2 separate regions of the Homo sapiens genome follow, and region 1 is linked to region 2. A link is a contact called in ENCODE Hi-C data. All regions are on one chromosome and are shown on one strand. Each heading gives the region's core, a stretch centred on a gene start or an enhancer-like site at or near the end of the contact. The rest is flanking DNA. Distances are from core to core; before and after follow the strand shown. Region 1 holds the start of LINC01515 (long intergenic non-protein coding RNA 1515). Region 2 has its middle 230 kb from the start of LINC01515.

What was found. Hi-C counts contacts between places; a loop is a spot of excess contacts on that map. Pooled maps may share reads with other maps.
Region 1: a map of heart right ventricle shows a loop between it and region 2 (2.7-fold over the local background). The contact joins the promoter of LINC01515 here to the enhancer-like site in region 2. A Hi-C loop is called at or near these places in 3 of 168 maps with a recorded cell type or tissue (Caco-2, PC-3 and heart right ventricle) and 1 of 50 pooled maps.

The regions. Positions count from the first base shown.
Region 1 is chr10:65,568,453-65,572,699 of GRCh38, forward strand. LINC01515 (long intergenic non-protein coding RNA 1515) reads left to right here and starts at 2,973. Exons shown (of 6, transcript NR_120647.1): 1 at 2,973-3,127.
Region 2 is chr10:65,340,019-65,344,149 of GRCh38, forward strand. No RefSeq gene overlaps it. Among named protein-coding and RNA genes, the nearest start is that of LINC01515, 230 kb to the right of the region's middle. Within about 2 kb of position 1,618, at least 2 of the 41 ENCODE cell types and tissues checked have a DNase peak (open chromatin) inside an H3K27ac peak, as active enhancers do; they include PC-3, where a contact is called at or near this core.

The DNA.
Region 1 (4,247 bases), core at 1,723-4,222, 230 kb after region 2:
AAAAAGCAATTATTGAATTTTATGTTTTCCATTGTCTAAATATATGCTATTGTTTGCCATACAAGTTTAGAAACGTTAAAAAGACAGTTATAAGAAATTAAATCTTTAAATAATTACAGGCTTTGGAGTTTTTTTCTTTCCTTTGTGTTCTTTTCTATAGCTTTTAAAGTTTCTTGGATAGAGGACCCCCTATTTACTTCTCTTGGCTTTGATATTTTTTGGACTCATTGCACTTAGAGCATACTCTCTGATACATTGCGGTTTACTTAAAAAAAATTCTAATCTGGTGCTCCACACCTTCCTATAACTAACTAGACATTTAGCCTTATAATTTACATAGGTTAAGATATAAATCTTGAAAAAGAATATGCAATAACATATCAGACAAAATAAGCATACTTAAAATACATAAAAGGACTCCTAAAAATTGTCTATTAAATGTCAGATAACTAATTGTTTTAAGTGCAAAAGAAATAAATGAACATGTCACAAAAGAAGATCTAAGAATGCCCAATTAACACATGAAAAGCTGTCTAACAGCTTCAGTCAATGGGAAAATGCAGATTAAAACCACAATAAGATATTGTTGTCCAAAGAACCTACAACATTTTACCCTCCCACCAGCAACGTATGAGATTCATATCTGTTTTACATCTTCACCAACATTTTGTATTGTCAGTACCCCCCAACATTCTTTTGGATGTGAAATAGTATTTTACTGCTGAATAATATTCTTACACATTTCTTTTCCTGTGAGAGTTTCTTATAAATATAAATTTACACTTATTCCGTGGTTAAGCAATCCCACCCCTAGGTGTTTTCTCAAGAGAAATAAAACAAACATATGTTCACAAAATGAATTTTACAAAGTATCATGATAGCCTAATTCCTAATAGCTAAAAGTAGAGTACTCCAAACTTCCATGAACAGCAAAATTTTTAAAAATTTACTTTTATTCTTATTTTTTTATTTTTAACTCAGCTTTTTATCCCAAGTCAAGAACTGCTAAACAAATTATGGCATAACAATGAAATGGAAAGCTACACAGTAGCAAAAAGGAAAAAAAAATAGGAATGCATGCAATATTATGGATAGATTTAAAAATTATTATGAGTAAAAGAAGCCACTTTCTAATGTTGCTGGCTATTAATTTTTACAAAGACATTTCTATCACTTTCTACATAGTTCTAAATATGTGCTATCCAGTATGTCCAATAGCTATATGTCAGCGGCTATTACCACCAACAAGGAGCTGTTAAGAACTTGAAATATGGCTTGTGTGATTAAGAAAGTAAATTTTAAATTGTATTTAACTTTAATTAAATAAATGTTAAGATTAAATAGCCACATGTGACTAGTGGGAACTATACTGGACAGCACAATTCTATATCTCGTTTAGAGTGGTAGTTAAATGGGTGTGTACAATTGCCAAAATTCATCAAGCTTAAATCTGAGTAGTTTATTAAATTTATATTATACCTAAAAAAGGCAAAAAAGTTGCAATGTTTATTTGTGAAAGTTTCCATTTAAAAACTAAAACAAGAACTCAAAATTAATGACATAGTTTTGAGGGCATATTCAAGAAGGTAAGAAGAATAAAGCTTCACGTATCCTTAGAATTCAAATAAAACCCGACAGATTAAAACATTAAAGGAGAATCTCAGACCTAACTCAGTTTCTGTCTTTCCAAACGTTACTTTATGTTTATTTCATAGGTGGAATGTTGTACAGTGTCATCTGTTGCTACCAGTGAGTGACATCTGTGATTAATCGCATTGCCTTAATTAAACAGCAATTGCCTGGATGTGATCACCTGCAGTGGCCAGCCTCCAATCAGATTAGCTCCCAAACTCCAGTTCTCTCATTGCAATTAACTTCACTTTTCACATAGGTCCCCAGAGAATTTCAATATGTCTGATGTCAAGAACGGAAAGTGAGACAGCCAGGTGGGAGGGGGTCCCTGGAGAATCTCCAACCAGCCTGCGCACTGGGAATGCGCACTGGAGTGAAAATACAGAAGTTGGTGCCCTTTGCAGCAGCCAGGAGTCCGACTCCTCCTCTTCCTGTGTGGAACCTGGAATTCAAACGGCTGGGTAGGAAGCACGCTAGCAGGGGCCTCTGGCCTTGCTGAGGGTCCCTGTTTCCCCTTTTCCTTCCTTTTCACCCAACAAAACCCTGCTTTACTCACCCTTCAAACCATCTATGAGCCTAAATTGTCGTGGTCGTGGAATGGACAAGGACCCAGTCTTTAGCTGAACTAAGGGAAAGTCCTGCTTTTTGGCGCGCAACAGGGGAGCTCAAGAAACAGTGAGTGAAATGGGGACTCAAAACCTCTCACTGTTGATCCTAAGCATTTTCATCCTCAGACTACTGAGGGTGGGGGAAACACGACCCCAAACTCCGTTGCTCCGTTGGGGGTCGTCGGGGGAAAGGCCTTTTCCTTCCTTTTTCAGGACAGACAGGAAAGCCGGGGCTCCTCACTCCCCCTCCCCTCTGTGCCCGGGACGGGATGCATGGCCCAAGGGTCCCACACAGCTGGCTAGATGGTTCTCAGACACAAGCCACCGCAGCCTTCCTTTTCCCCTGCCAGGGGGTTAAACTTTATCAGAGAGTAATTAAGCTTTAACCCTGCTGTTGAAATCACTTGCAGACGAATAAGAAGTTCTTCCCCAGGCATTTTTAAACCTTTTTTCACTCCCCTTTTCCACCTCCTCAACAAGTAAACCCTTAAAGTTTTTTTTTTGTTTGTTTGTTTGTTTTTTTTTAGAAGACACTTTACTAGGCCACTCCCTCTGCTCCCCAGCTATCACTGTATGCTCTGCAAAGTTTTGCTTGTGAAATAAATCCTCTATTTTGTTTTACATCCTGAGGCCATGGCTTATAACTCTGGCGGCAAGGATTTGTTTAGCAATCCTGCCTTAGGGGATGAGCCCTCTCTAATTCAATATCTGCATGTCCCCTGTCTCTTAAAGGGCCTCACTCACGGCATATGGAACTAACCACGCCCCTAACTAAGAAGGCACACCTTAGTTGCAGTTAGCACACAATTAAAGCAACTCTCCAAGTTTTACCTTAAAGTTCAAAATTGCTAGGAGTTGAAACTACTAGAAATATATTTACATGCAAGGTGAGTAAGAACAGTAAAATGTGTTTTTTAATAAAAGGTTATAAGAAGGCATGGAAATGTAAACTTTTGCCTAGGGTTAAAGGATTGTTTGAGTTAAATTAGGAAAAAGCTGAAGGTTCAAAGAAGTGGTGGGAGAACTGTGGAAATTAATCTTGCAGAAGAGATTCTATGTGAACATATTGACTAAATTCAGAAAAGGGTATTGTTTGGTTTTTCTGTAAATTGAAATAAAAGCATAACAAGATTTTCCTAAGGTGCTAATCTGCTCTTTGGCACATTTGTAAAGGGTTATAACAGGTTTTTGCTTCTTTAAAATTTCTGAGTCATGATTTTGGCAAAATAAATAACTTTTGGTAACCTGGAATTCTATTTCATAATATCAAGTTATTTAAACCTCAAACATTTAACAGCCTTCCCAAAATCAAACCTCAGTTTCAAAATTGTCTTCCCTGGCACCTGGCTTTTCAAATATGTCAGAGGGCCCCTGAAGTGTCCAGAGAAGAGAGGTAAACAGGATTATTTGACATGTTTAGGTACATGGGATTGCAAAAATTATGCTCAGTCTTCTTTAGGTTGTATCTGGGTGAATAATCCTAATACATGTTCCAAAATTGTATGAGATTTCTAGAATTCTAATGGCTGAATATATGCTATCAGTCATAATTAAGGTCGTTATGTTAAGTTATTGTAAACCACGGAGATAACCAAGCTTCTTTGTCAATCGTGTTTCTAACTGTAAGTACCCTGGACATTTTGCTATTCACAGACAGTTGTTGCCTTGTTTAATCCTTCTCAAAGATGGTTTATAATGAGCTATAGAACTTTAACAGGTGCTCTCAAACACAGGCTTCTGGTAACTTTGGAAATTGTAACATTAAAATAAAGAAAAATATACAGGACTCATAAGGAGCTGAAATGCTCACAAATATCAAACAAAACAAGAGTTAACTAAATGGACTGAACTCAGGAAACTGAAACCAGGCTGGGAGCGGTGGCTCACACTTGAAATCCCAGCACTTTGGGAGGCCAAGGCAGGTGGATCACCTGAGGTCAGGAGATCAAGACCAGCCTGACCAACATGGCAAAACCTTGTTTCTACTAAATTAAAAAAAAAAAAATT
Region 2 (4,131 bases), core at 368-2,867:
ATCTGTGTTCCTCAAATCTATCTTGACACTTGGGGAAAACTCTCCTCCTTTCTCTATTCCTGTCTATATCCTTTAAAGGCCTTGACATTTCCCTTCTTCCTTTCTGGCACATCAAGCATCATTTCTTCAGCTTGGATATTCACAATGGCAGGAAGAGGAATTGTGTTTAGTTTCTTCTGGTAACCTTACAATTTGCCCAGAGGCTAAGGGACACATATGGTCTGGAAACTGTAGCAACTTTATTAGAAGAAGTGGAGGAGAAGCAGTGATATCAATAAATTATCGTATCAAAACTTTCCATGGCTTCCTTTATTATTTTATTTAGGGCTGCCATGGTTCTCTTTATCTGTTGCTTACTGAGGAGAACATGCTATTTTCTGCTGATTAGGCTCACATAATAGAATGGATAATACAATTGTTTAGTAGGTGGTAAGATTTAGTGGAAAGAACACAAGGTATAAAATCATATGTGCTATGTTTGCATTCCAGTTTACGCATCTATTAGCTGTGTTAGCTTTAAAATAATACTTAAATGAGTCATAATTCTTCATTTGTGGAATAGTGAAAACAATTCCAGAATTATGGTGATTTTGTGAGAACTTGGTAGGCATCCAGTATTTCCTATCTTTCCTGTATTTCTTTCCATCTACTTCAAATTTGAGGTAGTTAATAGCATGGACTCAGTATAACTGATTAGAGCAAAATGTGATTGTAGTTTGTTGTTGCTTTGTTATTATTATTATAATTCTGCTCCATATATCTTCCAGTGCTGAACTTCCCAATTCAAACCAAACAAAATATAGTAAAACCTGAGACCATGCTTAGTTAACAAAAAGTTAAAAACTAAAAGTCTTACTGTCCTATGTAATAATGCCTGAAGCATGGCTTAAGCCAAGTTTAAAAGATGTGAACCTTATCTCCTAAGATTCAATAAATGTATTTCGTTTTGTTAGTGAAAAATTTCCTTCAGGTTTAGGTCAGAATTTCTCTAAAATAAAATAGCAACATATCTATACTTTGTCACTATTCTCAGTAAACCATTAGAGCTGCATTATGGCAATCTTGTAAAATTTATGCCCTTCTTAAAATTCCTTTCACATTTATTTTAAGACTACAAAGTCAAGGATGTCTGCTCACACTGGGACTTCCCAGATCTATATTACTAACCAGAGGGATAGGAGAAACTCTACTGTTTTCTTAATTGGGCTCCTTCCAGGTTTCCCACTCACTTATATTTCTTTGCCTCTATTTCCAAAGTGAAAACAGTTCTACCTCATTCCATTTTCTCTATTCCAGGTATAGGTTCACTCCTCCCAGGTTTAATAGTCTTATTCCGAGCACTGCAACTTTTTCATTCCTTCCTCTTGAAGTGTCAGCTTTTGTTTAACCCATTGGTGATGCTTCAATAACATTACCCAGAAGTGGCAACGCAAAGAGAAAAATGGAACAGATGCTGTGTGCATTATCACCAGAGAGCACAGAGGAGAACTGACTGTAGTTGATAACTCTTGATGGGGTAATTGAGCTATCTGTGGTGGATCCTCCGGAATTTATTATTTTCTTAACCACAGAAAAGTGGTATTTACTCTCAGCCTTGAGCATTTGAATGGTTGAATTGTTATCCTGAGATTATGTCCAGAGTTGCTAACAATTGGACCTCTGATTATAGACCTTCCTTTAAAACACATACACAGGCCTGCGATGAAGATTTAATCTGAAATGACTCAGAGGGTGAACTTCCTTTTCTGAAAAAATGTTTCAGTAGCAGCTGTGTTTTCTGGCATCAATCCTACCAAAATGCTGACCTAGCTTGACCCTGGAAGTCCCTTTTAGAAACATAGTTTTGGAGATATCTTTCTTAATAGCAAATTTACTTTGTTAGGGTCCAGTAAGCTATCTCCATATACTAGTAAAGCCTCATTGTTTTGATTCATTCTACTTTCTAAATTTTAGTAATTTAATGACAAGGATTAAAATTATCTAAAAGTTGTAATAGGTAAAAAATTCAAAAAGGGAAAGTGTAATTATGACCAAGATTGATGTTTAGTTTATATACACTAGGATGACTGTATTGATTGTGAAGATGCTAAAGTGTTTTATATTTTTGGTCATATTCTCAAATGTTCAGAGTTTCTCTCACTCTATCCATTGCCCTGGCTCTCCTGGAAATTAATGTTGAATCCCTGAGCCTCCACACAGGGGTTTTATAGAATCCTGTTCCAGTTATGTCTGCTGTTGGTTTTTATTGGTGGTTTTCCTGCTAGGAAAAGTCCACCTTTCAGGTACCACAGCTGGCTCTTACACACCTTTGTCCCATGTGTGTGAGTCAGTCAGCTTACCATGGCTCTTTAACACCTGTTCTCATTAATCTCCATAGTCAGAGTAAGCCCAGATACAAGAAAAGGAAATGTCTTTCATGATGATAATGCCATCACATCAGAGAGAAAATTCTCAGTTTCCTTTTGCGTGCCCACAGACAATGGCCCTATGTTATTAGACAGATTCATTTGCAGTCACTGTCATTACCACTAATCAAACTGCAGCATACACAGGACTTGCCTTAAGGAAGACTGAGAATGAAGTCATAGACAGTACAGTAATGAAGAACAAATTGAGCATTAATCAGGTACAGTGGACTCTTATAAAGAGGGTTTATAAGCAACAGCAAAAGGATGTGAGTAGCGGACAGGGATTTTGGGGTTGTGGGGGGCAGGAAAATACCAATGGTTTGAGTATCTCTTTCTACTGTGAGAGTTGAATTTTATTGTTATTTAGTGGGACAGTTTATTAAAACCAGTGGAATTCCTGCACATTGTGGGCATTGAAACAGCTTAATTATTAAATGTGAATGATAATGCTTATATACTGTTCAATCTATGTTGCACACAATTCTAATAAATATTTAGCCCTATTAATTCTATAATTTTCACTATGATCCTCATTATACTGATAATAAACTTAGGTCCAAATATGATATTTAAAATCTAACTGACAGTATTGCTTTAATTGCTTCCTATTCATCCTTTTAGTGAGGAAGTGATCCCTACCTTAGGGTTGTGGGTATGGTCAAACAGTCCATTGAAAATAGATAGATGAGATTGATAGCAGCTTATTAGTCACATATATCCATAGGGGTTTCAATCAGGAACACAGTTGTAAAACAGAGCTTTGGGAGGCAAATTTGTAGTATCAACACAATAAAGTGCATCCTGGTTTATACAGAAGAATGTAATTGACTTGTATGAATAAATCTCTAGGTTGGCAAAAAACTAGAACTATTGCTCAGGTATAAGTGGGAACTATGGTGTTTTGCTAGAAAACCGGAGCATGAATATAGAGTCGGGGTTTTATGGTTAGGCCATTCATGGCCCTGCGGATTTCACTAAATGTTGAGGCAGCACATAATATTGGGCCTTAATTTTAAGCCTTACATCGCACATCACATGGTGCATATTTCAGGCAGTCCCATAAACATTTGTGATAGAATGTGATAATGTTGATGATAGAGACGTGGAACTAACAAAATCATGGTCAATGTTGTAAGGGCTAGAAAAGTTTTAATGCAATTGCTGCTAGTTCTGCTGAAGTTGAGAAAAGATAGATTATGATGAATAATATTGTTGATATTAACAGAATTCTATATTTTTTAAATTAAAGTCATACAATGAATATTAATTTAATGACGGTCTTTTAAAAAGCTTAGTGTAGTTCCATATACCAAAGCATAGCTCAAACAGGATATTATCAGGATAGCGATAGCCATGTCCAAATACATCACACAAATAATTGATAAAAATTAACAATAATTGAGAAATTGTCGTACTGATTTCATGGATGGTTTACATTAAAATACATAATTTATAAGGCATGTAGCCTATTTTAAGTTATGAGGAGTTTAGGCCAACGACCAAGTTTGCGGGCAGAATTCGAAAGATAACTCTAACTTATGATACCAACTGCAAGTTTAGAGAGTTTCCAAAACTACTCTCACTTTTAAGAATTCACTAGAAAGACCCACTGCACACACTGAAAGCAGTTATACTCACTCTATGGTTTATTACAGGAAAGGATACAGATAAAGACCAGCCAAAACAAGAGATTCATAGGGCAGATTCTAGGAGGTTTCCAAAC